2 separate regions of the Homo sapiens genome follow, and region 1 is linked to region 2. A link is a contact called in ENCODE Hi-C or POLR2A ChIA-PET data. All regions are on one chromosome and are shown on one strand. Each heading gives the region's core, a stretch centred on a gene start or an enhancer-like site at or near the end of the contact. The rest is flanking DNA. Distances are from core to core; before and after follow the strand shown. Region 1 holds the start of ADARB2-AS1 (ADARB2 antisense RNA 1). Region 2 overlaps ADARB2 (adenosine deaminase RNA specific B2 (inactive)).

The links. Hi-C counts contacts between places; a loop is a spot of excess contacts on that map. ChIA-PET counts read pairs that join two places held with the same protein, here RNA polymerase II (POLR2A). Pooled maps may share reads with other maps.
Region 1: a pooled map shows a loop between it and region 2 (4-fold over the local background). The contact joins the promoter of ADARB2-AS1 here to the enhancer-like site in region 2. A Hi-C loop is called at or near these places in 1 of 168 maps with a recorded cell type or tissue (mesothelial cell of epicardium) and 4 of 50 pooled maps. POLR2A ChIA-PET finds 5 or more read pairs at or near these places in 1 of 52 experiments (Panc1).

The regions. Positions count from the first base shown.
Region 1 is chr10:1,524,125-1,529,295 of GRCh38, reverse strand. ADARB2-AS1 (ADARB2 antisense RNA 1) reads right to left here and starts at 2,666. Exons shown (of 2, transcript NR_033387.2): 1 at 2,397-2,666. The region is part of intron 1 of ADARB2 (adenosine deaminase RNA specific B2 (inactive)); the gene reads left to right.
Region 2 is chr10:1,451,829-1,457,349 of GRCh38, reverse strand. All of the region lies in intron 1 of ADARB2 (adenosine deaminase RNA specific B2 (inactive)), which reads left to right. Among named protein-coding and RNA genes, the nearest start is that of ADARB2-AS1, 72 kb to the left of the region's middle. Within about 2 kb of position 2,734, at least 3 of the 41 ENCODE cell types and tissues checked have a DNase peak (open chromatin) inside an H3K27ac peak, as active enhancers do.

The sequences.
Region 1 (5,171 bases), core at 1,417-3,916, 72 kb before region 2:
GGTGCATGGACTGATTGGAGGATTGGTGTTGGGCATGGTGCGTGGACTGATTGGAGGATTTGTGTTGGGGATGGTGCGTGGACTGATTGGAGGATTGGTGTTGGGCATGGTGCGTGGACTGATTGGAGGATTTGTGTTGGGGATGGTGCGTGGACTGATTGGAGGATTTGTGTTGGGGATGGTGCGTGGACTGATTGGAGGATTGGTGTTGGGCATGGTGGGTGGACTGATTGGAGGATTTGTTGGGGTGGTGCTGCTTGGCTCCTGCAGTCAGACCCACCTCACAAGCAACATCTTGTCCCAAAAACTAGTCCAAAGCAAAGCTACATTGTGGGGAAAGAGAGAACCGTGGGAACCTAGGAAGGGACAGACCACAGGGGCAGGACGAGTCCAGTCTGGAGCTCATAGAGGGCAGATCCCGCTTGGGACCACATGCCACTGGGTAAATACACTTTCAAAATCCCAATTCCACACATTCTGCTGGTGTCAACAGAATCCACTTCCCTCTCAGGCCATCATTGCCTCATTCTAAAATCTGTGGTTCAGCTTCTGACCAAACATGACAGCATCTAACTGTTTTCACTACAAAGGGCATCACCTGTCCAGGAAAGGGCTTTCTCACCCAACGGGCAAGAGTGCCATCAACCAGCATGACAGGAGGGGTGTGGGTGATGGGAAAACCATGGAGAACTTGAGAGGGCTCACACCGGGCGCTGCTGGGATGACCAAAGACCTCAGACAAGTAACGTGAAATTCTATACCACGGTTTACCTCTATAAAACAGGAGTAAAAGTGTGTTCCTCACACCATTATCATCAGCAGTACTTTGGCGCATCCATAAGTCCTTCCTGAGAGCCTCACATACAGCAGGGACTCAATAAGTAACTGCTCATAGATTCACGTGCACTGTCAGATCAGTTACATAAATATGAAATGTGGCCAGGGGTTCCAAACATCGATACCAACGCAGCTTGAAAGGAACCAGAAATGGAGGAACAGTATTTGATATGTCCCTTTAAAAATCTGGGTAGACCAGCAGTTTAGGAAGTGAACACGGGCACTCACAGGAGGCGCGGAGCTGCTGTATCGCACAGTAACATTAATGCAGTAAGCTCAGGTGTGTTGGCCGAAGACACAGCCATTGGCGAGAACGTAGCCCACAGCCGCGGACACGAGTTTGTCGAGAGGCTGCACATGCATTCGGGTTATTCACAGCCACCTCCAAGAGGGGAGTCCATAAAGTGTGGGGGCTGTTATTGATGGAGGCAGAATTATATGCCTCTTACTGCACAGATATATCAGCCTGGCATTTTTCTACTTACTCCAGGATTTTTATAACGTTCAGTTCAATGGCATTCTTGCTTAGTGAATAATTTTAATTTGTGCATCCAGAATGATAAATTTATGAATGTTGATGACAGCAAAGACCCATCCCTCATCGGCTTCTCCCCGTGCAGCTGGGCCCCTCTCCCCTGTCGTCCATCTGATGTTCTTGCCAACACCCCTTCAAATATCTCACGCTGGACGGCTCTCCTGCTCCTCTGATGAGATGTGTGATCAAACGGAAGAAAATTATTCTGATAGACTATCTGACCCCCGTCTTACCAAACCAAATAGCATCTCACAATATTATATTTTTAACTTTCTAATCATCCTGTTATGTATATCATCCTGTTATGTATATCAAGTCTTTTTACAGCAAGTCTTTCTAATCATCCTGTTATGTATAGCAAGTCTTCTTACAACAGAAACAGCATTCTTCTTGCCAGTCATGTTAAGGGCATTGATTTTAATTTAGTTTTTGTGGATTATTGTGTTTGCTTGATTTAAAATGAAAATCAAGGAGGAAGAAGTTTTTAAATATCATCAGGCAGTTTGCTGAGTTACTACTGTAAGCAAACCCCGTAAAAATCATCAAAACAGAATCCTAGGCATAGGAAAGAAAACTCCCTCATAACCACCGATCTATGTGGGGATGAGAATGTCTCTATAAGGAACGCTAGACATGTATTTAAAATACTAGCAGAGTCATATCGTAAATGAGGATGCGATAAGTACAAGAAGCAGTTCTCCACAAGGAATTGGAAGTGAGATTCTGTGGCGAGCACTGTAGTTTTAAACTGAGGGAAGCGGAGGGAGAAGTTCCTGTAAGAATTCTTTCCCTTTGTCATTCTCCTCAGGCTCCTGACCAGTTTCTGGGTTAAAGAGAAGGGCAGTGCCTCTCTCGTCTGTGGTCACTTGGTTAATATCATCCCCAAATGCGGAAGCTTCCAAAAAGCTGGAGTGGTTTCGTTTGGAAGTCAGAGCTGTGCACAAATAAGTTATTTTCTCTATTTCACATAATTATTAACAAATGCAAATTAAGATGCAGGGGATGTTTCTATGCCAGGACTCACCTGTGGGGAACTGTGAGGCTGATGAGGCAAGCAGCGAAGTGGCTGCCTGTGCCCGCTCACGACCCCTCCACGCACCAAGTGCGTGAGTCAGGGAGGTGCCAGGAGGAGGCGGGAACAGCTGCTTCATGTCATCCGGCTCAGTCCGTGTGTGTTGCTAGAAAGGAACACCCGAGGCTGGGTGATTTATGAGGAAGAAAGGTTTGTGCAGCCATGGCTCTGCAGGCTGTACAGGAAGCGTGGCACCAGCATCTGCATCTGGTGAGGCCCCAGGAAGCTTCACTCGTGGCCGATGGGGAGGGGAGCGGCCTGTGCAGAGATCACGTGGTGGGAGAGGCGGTGGGAGGGGCCAGGCTCTTCCTACCAATCAGCTCTCACTGCAACACACAGAGCAAGAACTCATTCATAACCAGGAGGACAGCACCAAGATAATCGTGAGGGATCCACCCCTGACCCCAGCATCCCCCACCAGGCCCCACCTCCAACACTGGGGATCACGTTTCAACATGAGATCTGGAGGGGACAAACCTCCAAACCATAGCACTGACTGTGCCACTCTTAAGAGACAGTTGGACAGCTCCTTGCCTCCTCTACAAGACTAGGGATGGGGTTCCAGGCATGCTCGTTAATGACTGCCCCATCTGCACCACCTGCCCCATCTGCCCCACCTGCCCCACCTACCCCACCTGCCCCAGGCCATCTCTCCAACTTCCCACCTGTGTCCTTTCCAAATCCCAGGAGCAGCCGCGCAAGTGCAAGACCGCCCTGCTGCCTTAGAACAAGGCTTTCCCCAGAAAGCTGTCTCTACCTAGGACATGCCCTGTCCCTCGCTTCCTGAGCAACAGCCCCTCAACACAGATGCACATGCACGCATACACACATACACAAACACGTGCATACATGCACATGCACATATATGCATGCACACACGCACATAAGCACACACGCACACACACCCATACGTGCTCACACACAGACACACGTGCACATGAGCATACACGCTCACACACATGCACATACACGCACATAAACGCACGCAGACACGCGCACACACACAAGCACATGAACATACACATGCGCACACACGTACATGCTCACATACGCACATACACACACATAAACACACAAGCACATGAGCATACACATACACACCCATACATGCACGCACACGCATGCACACATGTTCAGGCCAGCTGCCTCGGCTAGCTCTGTGCAAATGGTGGGCGTCTTCTGCAAGCCACCCTGTCTTCCCAGGCTGTCTTCCTCTCAGGACGCACATACAACCCCTCCGAGGTAACAGGACACAGATGCAACCCACAGAGCCGACAGGAAAACGTGGACCACCAGCGTCGGGCTGCTGATGTACTTTGAACTGAAAAGGCCCCCTAGATACCCACAGAACTGCACGGCTGAGGCGAAGAGAGACCATGAGAAACAGAGATACCAATGTTTCAGTCAAGGAAAAAATTAGAGAAGAATGTGGAATAAAAAGAATCATAAAGTGAAATAAATGTTTTCAGATTTTAGATTTCAGATCCACTCCCGCAGATGAAATCGTGAGATTCCTGAAGAAAATAATTGCACCAGTATTTGATCATTTTACAGTTTTGATTATGCTTATTTCCAGTTTTCCAGGAAAGAAATCTTTGTGTAACCTCATATGCACGTGTTACAAGTAGAACCAGAAATTCCTCCTCCCCCAAACATACAAAAAGGAAAGCAATTATTTAAGTCAGGTACCTGACCTTTTTTTACAGCTATTAGTACAAAAAGTGTTTTCTGGGGTGGTTTCCTGGCATGAAACTCAGGATTTATAGAATCTCTTCCTGTTCGTGAAGTTATTATTATTATTTTATTACTAAAGCCCTTAACTAAAGCAAGGATGCTTACTTAAATTGGCAGCTAGCTGTGAAAATGGAAAGGTAAAAAGACATAGCAGTATGTATTTGTGGATATAAACTATCTTTAAATCTGGAGGCTCAGACATAGATTGGACTATCCTGACTATTTTCTGTGTATTTCATTCCAGCCAGACTGCTAGTTCTAGGCTGGAAATATTATTCTCAACATAGAATTACAGGCCTTTGTGTCACCGCTCACTGTGATAGCCAGCAGTTCCTGGACCCTCACAGCACCTGTACACAGCACACATGAACACACGCGCGTGTGCACTCTGACCCTGCCTACCACCTCCCCCCGGGCAGCCACCGGGCTGTGCTGTTCTCGTAATCAAAGGTGGAGATGAGGAAAGTGTCTGCCTACAGCAAACACTCAGAAATAGATTCCTGTGAAAACCAAACAAAAAGGCAATAGAAAGGAGAAGTGGGAGATACTACATTTTTCATTAGGGCTGTTGCTGTGGAGGTTTTAGAACTTGGGCTCAGGAAAAGTGCTTCTTGCTGATTGACCCATTATCCAAGTCTGGTTGGAGGAACTTGTGATGCCAGCAGGTCTGAAAATTGCCCAGAAGATCACAAACATGGATGCCTGCTGGTGGACCAAAGAGATATTAAGGAACTCTAATTATTTTCTTTTATATCTTTCCTACTGAGTATTGGACACGTTAGTCACAAATGGCGACTGAATTAGTGGGACTTATATGTGGTGATTCCATAGGCATCAAAACACCTGTGAGGCTTAGTAGTCATAAAGTCCTGACCCTATTTTTGCTCTATTGCACCAAATACATTCATTGTATTATAAGAAGTTTGTATGTCTCAGACTCTCCTACAAAATTTTGTGTACCTTAAAGATAGTGACAAAGAATTATCTACCTAT
Region 2 (5,521 bases), core at 1,485-3,984:
CGAACTCGGAACCCTCCTGGAATCAGGGTTAGAGGTGGACACTGGTGTGTCTCAATGGTCGTGTCCAGCGCCCTGGCCAGCCCTCATGCTCACCACTCCTCTGCAGCAAGCTGAGCCTTATGTCTAAATTTATTTCTTATTCCAGTTGTCCAGAAAATTATTCTCTGAAGATTTCCTTTGTAGTTTTGAGTGGTTTTATTTTGTTCAGGCAAAATGTATCATTTAGGATGAAAACCTGTCCCAGGAGATTGTGCCATGTCATCTCTTTCCAAGAAAAGAAATTGATCTTTCTGCCAGCACAGTGGTTCACACCTGTAATCCCAGCACTTTGGGAGGCCGAGGCGGGCAGAGATGGTGAAACCCCCGTCTCTACTAAAAATACAAAAAATTAGCCAGGCGTGGTGGCGCTTGCCTGTAATCTCAGCTACTCGGGAGGTTGAGGCAGGAGAATCGCTTGAACCTGGGATGGGGAGGCTGCAGTGAGCCAAGATCGTGCCATTGCGCTCCAGCCCCAGCAACAGTGCGAGACTCTGTCTCAAAAGAAAAACACAAATTGATCTTTCTCGGGCAGTCAGAAGATCCTATTTTCTTACAGAAGTCTCAACTATTTATTTTACCCAAAGTAAAAGAGAAATATGTTTAAGGGGAAAGGGCAAGAAAGGGCCACTAGTGACCCTTTTTACCACGCCCCGCGCGTCTCGAGCACACCTTGATGATTAATTCCATCAACCTTCAAGTCCCCAAAATGGTCCCTTGCAGGATCGTTGCTGAGGCAGAGCTGGGTTCACGAGACCCCCTGGAGAGAGGTGGGGGTTGCAGCCTGGCAAGAGCTAAGAGCAGAAAATTAGTGTGGGGTGTTCATAGGTTTTGGGCCGGGGACGGGAGGCATGAGAGCCAAGAACTGGCTTGTATGGAGCAAAGTTAATGAGGAAACTTTAGGTTGGTAGGAAGAGCAGACGTCTTCCGGGCAGGAGCCTCCAGGAGCCGTTGCTGGTGTTGAGAAGGAAGTGACTTGGTTGGTTGGTTCCTAGGCTTAGCTCTCACGGGCAGGTACTTCCTGGAGAAATCAGGGAAGATCCTTTTGCTGGTCCCAGTATTGTTTAACACAGGGACAAGGAATTACAGTGGTTTCCGTTCTTACTAGTAGATAACGTCTAAAAAGTTTTCTAAGCTTTTTCCCTCGCCGGGTCCCTAGGTGAAACTAGATAAAGAGAGTAAGTTTCATTGATCTTAAATCTTTAATTATGCATGAAATGATGTATTGAGTTTAGCTTAGTTAATGTGCCTGGAAAAGCATACAAATAATTATAGCCATATGATCTATTCTGAATGTGCTATTATAAGTGAAACTTTTCAACCACTCTTCTATGCATGAGTTCGCCAAGTTCTGAACTAGTACAATCCTTTAAGTGACATACATTAAAGAAAAACGAATCCCTTTTGTTTAATATTATTTGTTATTTTGCTTGCGTTCATGGAAGACGTATTTGTGTGGTGATAGGTGAGAAATAGACAGAAGGGGGGAATAGTTTCTAGATATAAAAATCGCTTGCTTTTGGTCAGTTCTTCCCTATAAAAAATAAGTTTGCAGTTCAATGAATCAGAAATGAATCTGTATCCATGAAGAAATTTGGAAATTGACAATCGTAAATGGCTCAGTTCCCTCAAATATAGTAGTAGTAAGAATATTAATTTTTAAAAAAGTAACAATCCCAAAAAGAGTTTTTCTAATGCTATGAAAAAACTGGATCGAACACATTAAACTTTTTTAGAGAAAGAAACAGCAATACCTCCAACTTAGCTCTGGCCAGAGCTTAACTTTCCATAAAGACACATCAAATTGTTTTCTTTTTAATCTTTTTAATCTTCTGTTTTCTCTTTTTTTTTATTTTTGTTCATTTAGATCTAGCTGCTTCATCCATGATACATAAGTAATTCAATATCATCATAGTCTGAATAGCCTGGCTCCCTAACTTAGGAAGTCTGTATTTCCTAATTATTTTGCTCATCATAATTGTTTTAAATTAACATTTTAAATTCAGAGAGTGACTATTTTTAAAGACATTTCAAATGATTACATTTCTTCCAGGTGGCGCTTGATTTGCACCTGGCAAAAGAACAGGGAAGCATCTGGTCCTTAACAAAGTTCCTCCTCTCACCTGCAATCCATCCTCACTAAAGCCAGCTGCCAACTATTCATAAGTGTAAGCAGGATGTGGCTTTGCCTGTAAATAAACTGTACCTGGGAAAATCACGTTGTTCAGTGACAAGGTATCCACTCTTTCCACTGAGGGGGAAAAGCCCTAAAGGAGTTTGATTCCAGTCTCGTGTTTCGTAAGCAAATTTCTACAACGTGACTAAACTTATTTAGAATTTCCTCTGTCGCTTGTTGGTATTAAACAGCAACCTGGCACCATCTCAATTCATGAAGAATATTTGAAGACAAGACTGAGTTGCTTGTAAAGCTCAGCAAGGGTCTTCTTTTTTCTGTTCTTTTTTTAAATTATGGTAAAATATACATAACACAAAATGTACCCTCTGATCCACTTTTGAGTGTATAGGTCGGTGGCACTAAGTACATTCACACAGTCGTGAGCAATCACCACCATCCGTCTACAGAAAGTTTCATCTTCCAGAACTGAAACTGTCTCCACGAAACATTAAGCCCGTTACCCTCCCCGGCCCCAGCAACCACCCTCTGCTTCCTGTCTCTGTGGGTGTGAGGACTCTAGGGACCTCATGCAGGTGACATTGTTCATTGTTTGTCCTTTTGTGACTGGCTTAGTTTCCATTGTAGATGGTCCCTAGGGTTCATCCATGTTGTAACATGTGTCAGAATGTTCTTCCTTTTTCAGCTGAATAGTAGATATTCCACATTTTCTTTGCACATTCATCTGTCAATGGATAGATGCTTCCAAATTTTGCCCATCATAAATTGTGCTGCCATTAATATGGATGTATAAATTCTCTTCAAGTCCCTGCTTTCAATTTCGTTGGGTCTATGATATGGTTTGGCTCTGTGTTCCCACCCAAATCTCATCTTGAATTGTAGCTCCCACAATTCCCAGTGTCATAGGAGCAACCCAGTGGGAGGTAACTGAATCATGGGGGTGGGTCTTTCCCATGCTGTTCTCATGACAGTGAAAATATCTCACGAGATCTGATGGTTTAATAAAGGGCAGTTCCCCTGCACACGCTCTCCTACCTGCCGCCATGTAAGATGTGACTTTGCTCCTCATTCCCCTTCTGCCATGACTGTGAGGCCTCCCAAGCCATGTGGAACTGTGAGTCCATTAAACCTCTTTCCTTTATAAATTACCCAGTCTCAAGTATGTCTTTATTAGCAGCATGAGAGCAGACCAATACACTATATAACTAGAAGAATTGCTTGACTATATGGCAATTTTATTTTTAATTTTCTGAAAATAGCCACACCATTTTCTAGAGCAGCTGCACCATCTTACATTCCCACCATCAGTGCACAGCGTTCCATTTTTTCCCACATTCTCACTAACCCTTGCAGTAGCCATTCCAGTGGGTATGAGGCGGTAACTCGCAGTTTTGGTTTGCATTTCCCTAATGATTAGTGACGTTGAGCTTCTTTCCGTGTGCGTACTGGCTGTTTGTTTACCTTCTTTGGAGAAACGTCTGTTCAAGTCTTGTGCCTATTTTTTAATTAGATTCTTTGTTTTGTGTGTGTGTTCAGTAGTAGGAATTTTTAATATTGTCTAGAAACCAATTCGTATCAGATCTATGATTTGCAAGTATTTTCTCCCATTCTGTGGGTTGCCTTTTCGAAAAGGGTACCGAGACCATTCAGTGGAGAGAGGACAGTGTTCTCAAGAAACAGTGCTAAGAAACCTGGATATTCACATCCAAAGGAATGACGTTAAACCCTTACATTACACCATATACAAAAATCAATTCAACATGGATCAAAGATCTAAATGTAAGAGCTAAAACCTTCTTAGAAGAAAACATAGGGGAAGCGTCATGACATTGGATTTGGCAAATGAATTTCTCGGATGTGACACCAAAAGCTCAAGAAACAAAAGGCAGAAAGAAATTGAACGTCATCACATTAAAAATGTCTTGAGCATCAAAGGGCACAATCAGCAAAGGGAAAAGCCCATGATTTACTTGGTTTTTCCATGGGGAGACAGGGAAGAGCTGCCTTGTCTAACGTCTTGCTGATACAACTCCTTCAAGGCCACGTTTTGCAGACGTGGGGGAGGGAAGAGAGGATGTGGAATTAAATTCTAGGTAAGGGACTAGGCGTCACAGACCCAGGGTCCTCAAAGTGTGGCCCCAATGACAGCAGCAGTGGCACCTGGGACGTGCTGGAAATGCAGATTGTCAGGCCCGGCCCAACCCCACTGAGGCCCAGGCTCTGCGCGGCCCACCAGGATGCATTGTGACAAAGCCTGGTGACTGTCACACACTGATGTGGAGAGCCACTGCTGTTGCCTGTATTTCTTTTTTAAATGAATTTATTAGCTGCATAAGCTCACTAAAAATACAAAAGGTTTTTTTTCATGTCTTCTTTTTTTATTATACTTTAAGTTCTGGGGTACATGTGCAGAACATGCAGATTTGTTACACAGTATACACGTGCCATGGTGGTTTGCTGCACCCATCAACCTGTCACCTACATTAGGTAGTTCTCCTAGTGCTGTCCCTCCCCTATCCCCCAACCCCCCAACAGGCCCCAGTGTGTGATATTCCCCCCCCCAACCCCCGTGTCCATGAGTTCTCATTGTTCAGCTCCCACTTACGAGTGAGAACATGCAGTGTTTGGTTTTCTGTTCTTGTGTTAGTTTGCTGAAAATGATGGTTTCCAGCTTCATCCATGTCTCTGCAAAGGACATGAACTCAACCTTTTTTATGGCTGCATAGTATTCCATGGCATCACCTGTATTTCTAAGAAAGTTTTTGAGCTGAGTAAAAGAACTAGAAAGTCATGGAGAGAGAGAAAACCAAGAAGTTTTTTTATTATTGTTATTATTATTATTACTATTTTTCCCACAATTATTCAAACCCAAGACACAGAGCTGATTTTTGTGGGCCATGGACTTAGATTTACATGTGCGACAGTTGACCAGTGCTTTCACATTTGCCGTCTCCCTGTGTATGCTGTCATCATGCCACTGAATTCCCGCAGCTGGAAAGCTGCTGTCTCGGATCAAACTACACCCAGAGGTGTGATGGTGGCAGCGGCCAAATCTGAAGGTGGTGTGTCAGCCTCCTGGCCAGGCATCTGCTCTGACCAGCAGGGGTGCATGGCAGCAGGCCTCCCCTCAGCTCCCACACTGCCTCCAACTCCACATCCGTGATTCCTAGGTACCGTTCATAAGGCTGTCCTTTAACAAGCCACTGAGATGTCCTGTGACCTCTCTAAAAAAAAATATCCACTCATTCCCTTCTCTAAGTCTATAAACAAAATGCTGGAACTTCCCATCTGTCTCACATGTGGGCGAGAAGACAGACCAGATGTCTCTCATGATCTCATGTCCATGGGGCC